Linked DNA regions of Homo sapiens: region 2 is linked to region 1. Evidence: chromatin loops called from intact Hi-C (ENCODE). Cell type or tissue: mammary epithelial cell. All regions are shown on one strand. Each heading gives the region's core, and the rest is flanking DNA. Links, peaks and the distances in the headings are about the cores only.

Region 1 (7,931 bases), core at 2,932-7,931:
CTTTTAAAAAATTAGTAAACTAAATCCAGTAACATATAAAAGGATAATGTTAGGTTTAACAAATGCAATACATATTTTACATTACCAAAAAAAGTAATGTAATTCATGACATTAAAAGATCAAAGTAGAAAATTCTAATAATGATCGCAATATATGCAAAGAGATGTTTGACAAAATTCAACATTCATTCATGATTTTAAAACAAACAAAAACCCTTAGCAAACTGGAAACAGAAGGGAACTCCCTAAATCTGATAATATCTGATCTAATATACAGGTATATGAAACACTACAACAGATAGTATACTTTCAGGTGAAACTGTTAAAAACTTTTCCTTGGAGATTGGCAACAAGATAAGGAAGCTCACTATTACCACAGCTGTTAAACTCTTGTTCTGTAAGACCTGGCCTGTGTACCAAGGAAAATAAATAAAATAAAACATACAAGGATTGGAAAGATAAAAATGAACTTTATCATTCACGGATGATATGACGAGTATATGAAAAATGCAAAGCGATCCACAGATAAACTATTATATTCAATGAGAGAGTTTAGCGAGGTTGCTGAATACAAAAATCAATATTAAAACTTCATTGTGAGGCCAGACATAGTGGCTCATATCTGCAGTCTCAGCACTTTGGGAGGCTGAGGCAGGTGGATCACTTGAAGCCAGGAGTTCAAGACCAGCCTGGCCAGCATGGTGAAACAGCATCTCTACTAAAAATACAAAAATTAGCTGAGCATGGTGGCATGTGCCTGTAATCCCAACTACTCAGGAGGCTGAGGCACAAGAATCACTTGAACCTGGGAGGCAGAGGTTGCAGTAAGTCAAGATGGCACCACTGCACTCCAGCCTGGGCAACAGAGTGAGACTGCATCTCAAAAAAAAATAACAATTATGTAAAATTATATAGTAGCCATAAGAATCAGGAAATGAAGATTTTTAAAAAATCACTGCAATAGGCAGCCTCTAAGGAAGTCTCCCAGTGAACCCTACCTCCTGGTATTCACACCTTTGGGTAATCTCATCTTCTTGTATGGGCTGGATTTAGTGCCTCACTTCTAATGAATAGAATATGGCAGAAATAATGGGATGTCTCTTCTGATATTAGGTTATAAAGAGTGTGGCTTCCATCTTGAATACTATCTCTCTCTCTCTCTCTCTCTCTGATACTATCTCTCTCTCTCAGATCACTTGCTCTGGGTGAAGCTAGCTGCCATGTCATGAGGCAGCCCTGTGGATCACCTCCACAGTCAGGCCCTCAGATGAGACCTCAGCCCTGTCCTCCAACTTGACTGAAACCTCATAAGAGACCTTGAGCCATTGCCACTTAGCTAGGCTACCCCTGGATTCCTGGCCCACAAAAATGGGGAGATAAATTTTGTTGTTTTAGCCACTGAGTGTTGGAGTGATTTGTTACATGGCCATGATAACTAATATGACCATCATTTATAATACTTCAAAATATATCAAGTACTGAGAAATAAATCTAACTAGAAATGTGCAAAACCCAGATAAAATTCTAAAACTTAATTGAGAACTAATTTAAGACATGCAGAAATATACAAGATAGGGCACTCACCAGCAGTCTAATACACATGTGGCTGCCTGGTTTATGACAGAGGTGACATTTCTGAATATTGAAGGAAGAGTTGACTTTTCAATAAATGGTGCTAGAACAGTTGGGTATCCCTACGGGAAAAAAAATGAAATTTGACCCTAGCACATACCAGTTACCAAAATCAATTAAAGACCTAAGGGTGAAAAGCTATTAAACTTCCAAGCCATAACATAAACTTTGGAGCAGGGAAGGATTTCTGAAAAAAAAAAAAAAAACACAAAAAAACACTAACCAGAAGTAAGAGTTTAATCAATTAGAATATATTAAACTAAAGAATGTCTGTTTGTCAAAAGACGGCAGGGAAAAAAAAGTGAAAAAGAAAACTCATAGAATGGGAGAATATATTGACAATAATATAACTGACAAAGGAATACTATTCAGAATACATAAATAGCTCCTACAAATCGACAAGGAAGAAATGAAGAGTGAGCCTGAGACAAGGACTTGGGTACAGGCAGTATATCTAGAAGGTCATGCCAGCAGCAGAGTTGGTGGGGGAGGGAGGTAGAAACCCAGTTCACGGGCATTGTCAAGGTCACTGCTGTAGGTACTGAAGACTGGGTTCCTTTGGGACCTCCAAGACCCCTGAGAGTTCCAGGGTTGTTTCCATGAAGGTCAGGAGGCTGGGGCATTTCTCCACCATTCCAGGCTTTCCCACATGGTTGGATGAGTCCCTGGGTAGAATGTGGAAAGACTGGCTTTCTGGCAGTGGGAGGCTCCATGACATGGAGGCTGAAATCAGAGTGATGCTGGCCCCAGATGTGTCTGCTATAGAGCCAAATGACCCAATAAGAAGCTGGAAAAGCATTTGAATAGGCACTTCAAAAGAGGAAATCCAACTGGCCGATAAATACATGCCATGGAAATACAACTTAAAATAACAATGAGCCATCACGACCCACCCATGAGATTTCCCCAAATTAGCCATACGGAGTGTGGCTCTGTGGAACACTTAGGAGGGGGTGGAGGATGGCTAGGAGGGGTTGTAAATTTGTTCAACCACTTTAGAAAGCAGGCATTATCTAGTAACATTGAAGATGCTCATGACCTGTGGTTCAGACAGTCCACTTCCAGATACATAGCCTGCAGAAGTACATGCATATTTGTACCGCTACTCACCTATAAGAATGCTTATAGTAGCATTGTTGGTAACAGCCTTAACCTGCAAACATCCCAACATCCACCAGGAAATTAATGGATTAATAAATCATAGTATGTTCACATATTGGAATAGTATACAGCATTGAAAAGGAACAAACTACTTCTACATACAGCAATGCAGATGAATCTTACAAACATAACATTGAGTAAAAGAAGGTGGGTTTCATTCATGTAATCTTCCAAAATAAGCAAAACTAAAACTGTATTGTTTTAAAACTAAAACTAAAGAGCTAAAACTGTATTGTTTAAAACTGTACAGGTGGTAAAACCATAAATAAAAGTGAGAGAGAGATTCCTCTAAGTGTCGGGATAACGTTTCCCTCTCCAGCACAGTGAGGTTGTGATGGAGGATTGGCGGTGGGGGTTTCTGGGGTGGTGGCAATGTTCTCTTTCTTTACCAGGGTTGTAGTTACACAGGGATTTGCTTTATCATTTTTGTTAAACTATGGGCATATCCTGTGTATTCTCCATTTTTTAATGCTTAAATGTTTACCATTTTTTAATGCTTAAAAATAAATAACTAGGCCAGGCATGGTGGTTCACACATATAATCCTTATGCTTTTGGAGGCTGCAGCAGGAGGGTCACTTGAAGCCAGGAGTTCAAGACCACCCTAGGCAATGAAGCAAGACCCCCATCTCTACAGAAAAATTTAAAAATAGCTGGGCATTGTGGTGCACACCGGTAGTTGCAGCTACTCAGGAGGTTGAGATGGGAAGATCACTTGAGCCAAGGAGTTTGAGGCTGCAGTGAGCTTTGATTGTGCCACTGCATTCCAGCCTAGGCAACAGAGTAGATCCTGTCTCTGAAAATCCACCAATCTATCAATCAAACCGAGCCACACACATCACCAATTCTCTTCCCTCCGTTGGGTTCCCCATCTTAGTTACAGACAGGCCACCCCAACTACCCAAGAGTCCAAGACATCAGCCTTGATGATGCTCCAACCTCACCCTCACCCTCACCTGACCTGCAGTGTGGGTTCTACCTCCCAGCACCTCCCAGAGCCTCGCCCCTCCCTTTATTCCTGCTGGCAGCATGACCCAGGTGTGGTGGCTCATCATCACCTGCTGCTGATGCCCAAGCACAATCTAGGACAGCTACTCCTCCCTGGATGCCACTCCAACCTGCCTCCACCCCCTGCCAGAGTGATCTTCTTGAAACACCACTTGGATCAGGAACTCCCCTGGTCAAAGAGCTTCAGTATCTCCCTACTTCCCGAGCACCATAATTGGCTCTTCCTTATTTTTCTGGTTTCTCTCCAGCTCCTCCCACCGCCACTCTGCTCACCAAGCCCACTCTCCTGCATTCTCTCTCTACCCCCACCACACCCAACCCCAAGCCTGTGCCACTTCCCCTCCCTTTTCTCCTGCCTAACCCTGTTCAACACTGTGGTCTTGGTGTAGAAGTCACCTCCCACAGGAAACCCTCCTGCCCTGCACCACCCGGGCCAGGCTGGGTGACACCTCTCTCCCCACTCTAACATCTGCTAGCGGAAGCAGCCAAGCCCACAGGCTCCAGGCACTCCAGAGAGGTCTGTGTTCTTGCAGCCTGGGTTCCTGGGTAAGGGAACAAATGCAGGGCCTGTCTGAGACCAGAGGCTCCCACTGTGCCAGGCACAGCCTGAAAGCAGGTCTGGCGTGCTTCTGAGAAGCAGGCTTCTCAGCCTTAGCAAAGCTTTCCCTGGACCAAGCCTGGAGGGTGTAGAGAACCACGTTGAGACCACGGAGTCTAACCCCAGGCCCTTCCCCCGTTTTCCTTCCAGGAGCAAGCAACCTAAGCCACCCAGATTTTTGTTTAACCCAATGGCCTTCTCCATAAAGGACGAGTTGAATTTCCTACCCATGCAGGGGATGAGAGGCCTTGGAGTCTAATGTGACATAAAAATTAATATGACATTTTTGCACCTCCGAGCTTGACCACACACATCTCATTATGTTATCACTGCCTGATACTTCTCCACTCCCCAGCAAATGGTGAGCCAAAGGTGGGGGAGTGAAGTGGCAGAAACGGGAACTGGGTCTCCTTCCTTCATAGGGTACCCTGGAGCTGAGCAAGTCCTGGCTCAACAGAAGGTCTCACTGCATGTTGGATAGACAGAGAGTAGATGGACAGGTGTTTGAACATTGGATGGATGGATGGATGGATGGATGGATGGATGGATGAATGGATGGATGAAGAGAAGAGCCCACAGACATTAGAATGGACAGATGAGTGGATGAAGGAGGAAGGAAGGATGGATGGATGGAGGGATGGATGGATAGATGGACAGATGGACACGCAGACATTAGAATGGATAGATGGACGGATGAATGGATGGAGGCTGGACGGATGGATGACGGGTGGAGGACAATGGACAGATGGATAGTCAGATGAATGGCTGGATGAAGGAACAGATGAGTGGATAGATGAGGAAATAGAAGATAAAGCGATAATGGATGGATGGGCAGACAAAAGAATGAACAGATAAATGGATGAATGGACAAAAGTATAAATGGATGGGTGAATGTTAGAACAACAGACAGCCCAACAGATGGATGGACACACTTACCAATGTTCTTCTTTAACAGGACTGGGAAAGTCAAGCCAGGGCCTCAGACCTGCTCTTGTTGGAAATGCTCCACCTCATAGATGGCAGGGATGTCATCGCCACCCACAGGCGCTAGGATGAGGGAAGAAGGCAGAAGTGGCCAGCCCTGACCCCTGGTGGTTGCTATGGGAATGATCACCCCAGAGCCTGGCTTGGCTGCGGGAAGCTGGAAAGGGTGGGACATTCCAGCACACTCTGATCTTCTGTCATCCAGGCAGGCTCCCATCAAAACGTTCTTGGACACAGTTTGCCACATCTATAGTGTGCTAGGCACCAAACCAGGAGTTTTCTTACACTCTGAGGGCCTAGTCTTGGCCAAGCCCTGCTAGAGAGAGCTGCTGGGGCCACTGTGGACAGGTGACTCATACGGCATACATTTATGCATTGCTTGTCACGCCAGGCTGCGAGCCAGCCCACTCACTCCTTTCTCATCAGCCTTTGAAGTAACACCCAGGACAACCCCCATTTGACAGGTGAGAATACAGAGCCTCAGAGAGGCCAAGAGGCTTGCATGGGGCTGTAGCAAGTGAGGGGCAGAACCCAGGCTGTCAGGGAATCTCCCCCTCACCCTGCCCACCCTTAACGACCTTGCTCCCTGCCTCCCCGCCAGACCCTGTGGGGAGGAAAATTGAGGTTGATGTTCTAAGCATGCCGGCCTCAGCATGAACACACACACAGCCCCTCCCACCTCAGATATCCCTGTCCAGTAGGGTCACTCCCAACCTCTCATGGTTCTGGTGGGGAAGCAGAGCCTGGTGTGATCTCGGCTCCAGCACTGAGTAGCTGTATGACCCTGGGCGAGCCACTTAACCTGTCTGTGCTTCAGCTCCTCATGCGTGTTCCCAGTATGATACTAAACACAGGGCTGGTGTCAACATTCAATGAGCAAAAATATTTAGAGAGCATCTGACTCACCGGGAGTGTTTCCTCTTATCATTGCTAGGGAGGAAATGGGCTTGGAGAAGAAAAAGCCTGAATATGGAAGACATAGCAGTTTCCCCCACGCTGTTTCATCATTTTTCAAAAATACGGTGGTATCATCACTCTTCTTAGAAACAGTGCCCCCTCCTTTGCCTGCAAACAAAATCCAAATTCCTGAGTCTCCCCTACCCTTCCCTACCTCCCCTCCCCAGAGGCATCCTGAATTTTGTATGTGCCCTTTACAGCTCTGTCTGTATAGTTCAGTGCAGTATAAATGTTTAGATATGTATTACTTACTTTTTCTTGGCATTAAACCATTATTAAAAAGGTATGGGCTGGGCACGGTGGCTCACGCCTGTAATCCCAGCACTTTGGGAGGCCGAAGTGGGCAGATCAACTTGAGGCCAGGAGTTTGAGACCAGCCCGGCTAACATGGTAAAAATCAGTCTCTACTAAAAATACAAAAAATTAGCCAGGTATGGTGGCACACGCCTATAACCCCAGCTACTTGGGAGGCTGAGGCAGGAGAATTGCCTGAGCCTGGAATACAGAGGTTGCAGTGAGCCAAGATTGCACCCCTGTGCTCCAGCCTGGGTGTGACAGGGCAAGACACTGTCTCCAAAAAAAAAAAAAAATGGTATTGACCAAGTGTGGTGGCTCATGCCTGTAATCTCAGCCTGGGCAACATAGTGAGACCCCCATCTCTACAAAAAAAAAAAAAAAAAAAAGCTGGGTGTGGTGGTGTGCTTGTAGTCCCAGCTACTCCAGAGGCTCAGGCGGGAGGATCACATGGCCTCCATGGTAAAATCCCATCTCTACTAAAAATACAAAAATTAGCTGAGCATGGTGGTGAGCACCTGTAGTCCCAGCTATTCGGGAAGCTGAAGCAGAAGAATTGCTTGAACCCAGGAGGTGGAGGTTGCAATGAGCCAAGGTCACACCACTGGAATCCAGCCTGGGCAATAGAGTAAGAGTCTGCCTCAAAAAAAAAAAAAAAAAGTAAAATAAATAAGTAAATTTTTTAAAGGTATGAAACTGTAGTCGCTGGAACTTTTTTTTTTTTTTTTATCAGCATTTATGTGTCTTAGCTTTGCCCACGCTGTGGCCGGTAGCTGCGGTCCATTTGCTTTCAGAGGTTTAGAATGCTGTGTTCTGTGACGATACCACAAGGCCACTCTCCTATCAAGGGGAAGTCGGGCTGTTTCTGTGATTACTAACAACGCTGTTATGAACATTCTCAGGTGCATCTCTAGGAACACTGCAAGGCTTCCCCTTAGATATAATTGGGAGGTAGATTTGCCAGAGCATAGGTGTGCCAGTGTGCCTCTATACCAGTGATCCCCAACCTTTTGGGCACCAGGGACTGGTTTCATGGAAGACAATTTTTCCACAGATTCGGGGGGCAGAGTGGGGAATGGTTTCAGGATGAAACTGTTCTGCCTCAGATCATCAGGCATTAGATTCTCATAAGGAGCCCACAACCTAAATCCCTCACATGCACAGTTCACAATAGGGTTCTCAGTCCTATGAGAGCCTAACGCTACCACTGATCTGACAGGAGGTGGGGCTCAGGTGATAATGTTTCCTCCCCAGCCAGTTCATGGCCTGGGGGTTGGGGCCCCCTGCTCTACACGAAGA
Region 2 (5,365 bases), core at 366-5,365, 170 kb before region 1:
ATGTAGGGGCTACGCTAGCAGTGAGACCCAGTCACCCCAGGCTGTGCAAATGGACCTCCCCGCCCCTAGACCTGGCCACACACACCCTGTGTAACTCCCAGTCCCTCCTCTCCACCTTTGACCACAGCACCTCTGCCATGTTGCCTGCCCTCCCACCCCATCCCTCAGGCCTCTCCAGGAAGCCTTCTGACGGCCCCAGCTGTGAGCTCCCTCTCGTGACCCTGTTGCCCCTCCAGCTGGCCCGGGTGGGCAGTGAGCTCTCGTGTCCCCTAGGTGTCCCCCGTGGAGAAGAACACTAGCGAGACGCTCTATTCCCTCAAGTTTGCTGAGAGGGTGCGCTCTGTGGAGCTGGGGCCTGGGCTACGCAGGGCAGAGCTTGGGTCCTGGTCAAGCCAGGAGCATCTAGAGGTACGGGGACTGTCACAGGCCTGGCTCAGGTGGCCCTGGGTCAGAGACTTTGGGTCATGGCAGGAGCAGGGAGCTGGGCGGGGACGTCCTGAAGCAGTGGGGGCAGGGAAGCTGCCGGAGTTGGGTGGAGCTACGGCTGGAACCCACAGCCAGCAGCCTCTTCAGTACAGGTATTTCTTCTTGGCCTCGGAGGTTCCTGTGGGGTGACGAGCTGGCCGTGGGGGTGGCACATAGTAGATGCTCAGTGGTAACTAGTTGACTTCTTTACATGAATTATCTCATTTAATTCTTGCCATAACTGAGGCTGGGGCACAAACATCATGCCCATTTTGCAGATGAGGAAACTGGGTGTTAGGAGGCAGGGCAGGGGAGTAGAGAGAAGCACAGCAGGGTGGGGAGCCAGGGCAGCCGTGGCCCCCGCCCATCCGCCCTTCCCTGCTCACAGTGGGAGCCGGCTTGTCAGACGCCACAGCCCTCGGCACGGGCCCACTCAGCCCCCAGCTCTGGGACCAGTAGCCGCCCTGGATCCATCCGGAGGAAGCTGCAGCCCTCGGGTGAGCCTGGAGTGGCAGTGTGGGTGGGGAGTCTCCCCAGGGTAATAGTCACCAGGCTGCCCTTACCTGGATGGGCTTTCTCTTTTCTTTCCTTTTTAAAAAGTTCTTACACCTTCTCCAGAACCTGTTTTACAACCTCCCCTGCCCCCAGGCAGTAGTCAGGGCAGACAGTGCTGTGTCCGTTCTGCAGGTGGGAAATGGAAGGTCTGTGGGAAGGGGGCAGTGTAAGGAGACCCCAGCCTCTCAGCCGGGGGTGCTGACTCTACCCTGGGACCCTGCTCTCTGAGCATGGGCTGGCTGAGCCTGTGCAGTAAGCCCCCTCCAGAGCAGCCCCTGCAGCCCCCTCCCTGTGCCTCAGCTGCCCCGGGGGTAGAAAGGGCCGGGCTTGCCTACCTCCTAGGTGAGGAGTGAGCCCCGCCACAGGACCGGGACCCAGGGCTCCAGCCCCTGTTTAGCCCAGATCATGGGAGGGCCTGGCCCATCCTTGAGTCCAAAGGGGTAGCAGCAGCAGGGTCTTGTGGGGTACTGGCCCAAGGCAAGCCCACCAGTGAGACGCCTGTCACTTTGATTTCAGCCTGACGGCTGGGGCTGCAGAGTCTCTAGGTGAGTGTGGGGCCTGTGGCCCAGGGCTGCCCGCCTGCCTGCCCGCAGTGGGTTGCAGGGCTGCGCTGGGACGTTCTGCTGTTCAGAGCTGGGTCTAGCCCCTGCTGTCGCTTGTCTATGTGCTTTTGCTGGGTTCCCTCCTGCTCTCGGTGGCAACTGCTGTGGGCTGCCGGTGGGCAAGTGGACAAGAGGCTGATGATCTCATGCCCCTGCAGGGAAGTCGCGGCCACTGCCTGTGTGACGGATGTGACCCCGCTGGGCCTGAAGCTGGGCCCTCACTGGCCTGTCCCTGCTGCAGCGCCAGGACCCCCGGAGGTAGAGGCGAGAGTGGAGGCTCTTCTTCTGCCCCGTCTCCCCTCAAAGATGAGAAACATGTTCAGAAGGAAACGGTGTCTCTCGGCTGTGGCTCTGAGTGCAAATTGCATGGGCGGAAAGGCGGGGGTGGCTGCTCTTCCTGGCAGGCCTGGGCCATCAGCGAACTGGGCCCCGTGAGGAGGGCGGGAGTGTGGAGGAGGGTGGGCCTCTCACCCAGGCTTTCTCGGCCCCTCTCCTCAGCTTGCAGAGCTGGCCAGCCCCCTCCTTAGGGGGTGGGCGAGGAGCCTCTGGGCAGACCCAAGAACCATGGGGACTGGGGTGGGTTGGTGGCACCAATGGCAGCCCTCCCCGCCCCTCTCCTTCAAGGAGGGTTCCCGCAGCTGGGGGGTGTGCGGAGGCGCATGGCCTCCCGCCACGGGGCCGTGCTGTGTTTATGGCTGGCAGAGGCAGCCAGCGGGTGGGGGATTCTGCTGCTCGCTCACCTGCCTGGCTCGCTGGTCTCTCGAATTTTCTTCCCTCTGAAATCCTATTTAAGAACTTTTGGAAGCTTAGCCATTTTTACTTATTAAAATAAAAGAAGCCTTTTTACACAAGTATGGTCTGAAAAAGTTGGTCTGTGAGCCCCTCTTGGTCTGATTAGGGGGACGGGGCACTGGCAGGTCTTGTGGACTCCCCCGCTGGCTGGTCACCCCACAGCCCTCTGGGATCTGTCCTCTAGGTCAGTTAGGGACATGCGTCCTTAACAAACAACTGGGGGGAGCCTGCGCTGTCCCACCCTGGGTCACTTTCTCTGTTGTTTGTGGTCACAGTCGCCTCATGCGGTACCTACCATGTGCCCACGATAACTGACCTCCCAACAGGGGCATTCCTCCATGTTACTGATGGGAAGGAAACTAAGGCTGGAGAGAGCTTCAAAGGCTATCAAAGCCTTGCCCAAACCATGCTGGGCTTCCAGGTTACTGCTGGGCACCACCCACTGCCCACTCTTTGCCCTGGCCTTTTCCCTCTTCAGTGAACTGGCCAGAGGTCCACGCCACCTTCCTCCAGTGCCGAGGACCCTGACCACCCCGGGGCGGGGCTGTACCTGGTCCCTGCCTTGGGAGCAGGAGGGGGCCCACCTGTCGCAGTGCCCACGGAGCAGGGAGCCCTTTCCCGCCAGCCAGTGCTGGGGACTCCAGCAGGGAGTGACAGCTGATCGGAGCCCTGCTCAGAGGAAGGGGCAGGTGCCCTTCTAGTCCTGCCCCTGGAGGCATCCTGGGGGTGTCCATAAGACAGCTTGAGTGTAGCTGAGGTGGGGAGGAACGGGCTGGTGGGGGCCACCCCTAACCTCAACACCCAGTGGTGGAAGGGTGGTTGCCGCCTCCCCTTCCTTCCCAGTCTGCACTGGCTGAACTGGTGCTGTCCCAGAGGCCTGATTCTCTGCTGCCCCCTGCTGGCCACATGGCCCAGAGCCCCACCCCCGGGCTTGGAGGGGGTGTGGCCTCATCTCAAACCATGGGGCAGGCACTCCTGGGCCCGGGGAGCCCTGTGGCCAGCAGAAAACATTCCCCACAAGGAAACCTGGGAATAGTTACAAATTTAATAAAATTTGCCTTATAAATTACAGCAGCAGCCCCAGGGCTCAGTTCGCTGCCCCAAGAAGCAACAGTTGGGCAAAGCTGGGCAGCTATTGCTGGAGAGAGTTGTCTCAAGAGTTCAGGGCTGTAGAGGTGGCCAGGGACCAGCATCACCTCCTCCAGGACGGCCACAGGACAGCAGCAGGGGCCAGGCAGAGGCTCATGGGCCAGTGGGTGCACAAGGAACAGGAGTGGGGGCTGAGGCCAGGCCCTGTGGGCTGCCGAGCGCCCCTGCCCACTGCTTTCCTCAGTCCAGACTGGCCATGAGCAGGTGCAGCTCGCGGAAGGTACTGCCATGGCGGCCGCTCAGGCCTGACTTGCTCTTGACCAGGCCGCTGATGCTCTTAAGCTGCTTGTAGCAGAGCCGGCACTTATGCAGCCTGTAGAGAGGGCAGTGCCTGAGGGGCTAGCTGGCACCACCACCACCCACACCCAACCCCAGGGCCTTTGCTGTCCTAACTGCTCCAGCCCTTCCTCCCAAGGGAAGGCGGAGGCCCAGAGGGGAACCACCCAGGCCCTGCCAGGGATTGTGGGCACAGCCAGGCCATGGAGGAACCCAGCTCTGGCTAAGCCCACCCACACCCTGAGCCATGGCCCCAGACCAACGCCTCCTCTGTACTCTGTCCCAGCAGGACTGTCAGTAAGAGGGGCCCAGGCCTCCAGGCCTTTGTCCCCTCACCTGTTGTGGCACCCCTGCCCCCAACACATGCGCTGCCCTCACCTCTCCTCCCTGCTGATATCCACACCCACAGAGGGTGGGGCCGCCAGCATGTCTGTGATGAGGGGCAGAAACCGCTGCAGGATCAGCTTCAGGGAGGTGCAGCCCGTCTGGACGTAGCTTTAGGGGGAGATGGATGAAGTCACAGATGGACCAAGGGCCACAGACAGAAAGAGAAACAGCAAGGAACAAAGGAGGAGAGGGGCAGAAACAGACACAGACACACCCACACATACACCCACACACGCCTGTTTCCACTCCCACCTCCGGACTGTTGAGGGGCAGCAATGCTTCACAGCCAGCTCACAGGAACACCCAGGCTCTTGGGGGTCCTTCCCATGGTTCTGGAGGAGGCTTCTTACCTCTCCCCTCCCCCTGCTTCAGGCAGGCATGGCTTCCCCACACGCACCTCTCATACTTGCTCTGCAGAAGCTTCTCAATCTGTGGCAGGACGGTGGTGCACAGGTCCAGCTTCCACAGGGAGCTAGGAGAGGCCAGGACATGCTGCCATCAGCCCAGCCCTGCCCCTCCGCCCACTCCCCCTCTGCAGCCACTTACGCTTTCTGGTTGACGATGTTCAGGAGGTCCACCACCACCGACAGGTCGTTGATGGCCACAGCGGAGTCCACCGACGTCTGTGCAAACAGAGCACCGTCAGGGGTGGGGCAGTGGGGGACAGTGTGGCCCTGTGAGGGTGAGGGTGGGGGTACGAACGTGAATGTGGGTGTGCTGATGGGGCTGTGGGTATTCAGCACTGCACCTAACGCAATGAGTGTAAGGCCAGGCATGTAAACAGATGCTCACTAAACGGCAGTCTGTGATGATGATGATGATGGCGGAAACAGATGGTGTGACGTCAGGGATGGCCTATCCCACACTGTCCCCCATGGGTGGCCTCTTCTTGTTCTGCCCCAAGCCCGGGCAGGCAGGTGGCAGGGGCAGGGGGGCGAGATGAGGCCCTGTGCAAGGGTGGGCACTTGCCTTGATGTCGCCCATGGTCCACACAGCCCGCACAGTGTCCAGGTTCTTGTGGCGGCTGGTGAGCACCACACACATGGTGTCGTGGCCTTTGCGGATCTGTGACATGGCATCCTCGTCCACCAGCTCGGCCTGCTGGGGGATCTTCACGGCCTGCGTGGGATGGACACCCA

Evidence for each region. A loop is a pair of places that touch in the nucleus more often than their neighbours do. Peaks named below come from ENCODE experiments on the same cell type or tissue, not always from the same donor. Only the 100,000 strongest peaks of a DNase experiment are listed, where the experiment ranks them.
Region 2: it touches region 1 in a loop (7-fold over the local background); 4 of 110 quality-filtered maps call a loop at or near these places.

The regions. Positions count from the first base shown.
Region 1 is chr16:57,589,127-57,597,057 of GRCh38, reverse strand. All of the region lies in intron 1 of LOC105371291 (a long non-coding RNA gene), which reads left to right. It overlaps LOC107984889 (a long non-coding RNA gene), which reads right to left and starts at 1,703. Exons shown (of 2, transcript XR_001752212.2): 1 at 1,584-1,703. RefSeq lists an enhancer at 4,067-4,146 and a silencer at 7,350-7,419. In mammary epithelial cell, for the core only: a CTCF peak has its summit at 5,501 (motif pointing left); DNase peaks (open chromatin) are centred at 5,757 and 6,237; H3K27ac peaks cover 1,457 bases.
Region 2 is chr16:57,755,325-57,760,689 of GRCh38, reverse strand. It overlaps KATNB1 (katanin regulatory subunit B1), which reads right to left. Exons shown (of 20, transcript NM_005886.3): 16 at 5,196-5,345; 17 at 4,773-4,849; 18 at 4,624-4,698; 19 at 4,218-4,334; 20 at 3,446-3,876. The coding sequence ends at 3,744. KIFC3 (kinesin family member C3) reads left to right here. Exons shown (of 20, transcript NM_001130100.2): 17 at 274-408; 18 at 854-962; 19 at 1,537-1,565; 20 at 1,781-2,473. The coding sequence ends at 1,541. Among named protein-coding and RNA genes, the nearest start is that of MIR6772, 14 kb to the left of the region's middle. RefSeq lists a silencer at 3,231-3,380 and enhancers at 3,179-3,473, 3,062-3,701. In mammary epithelial cell, for the core only: a CTCF peak has its summit at 3,313 (motif pointing left); a DNase peak (open chromatin) is centred at 3,309.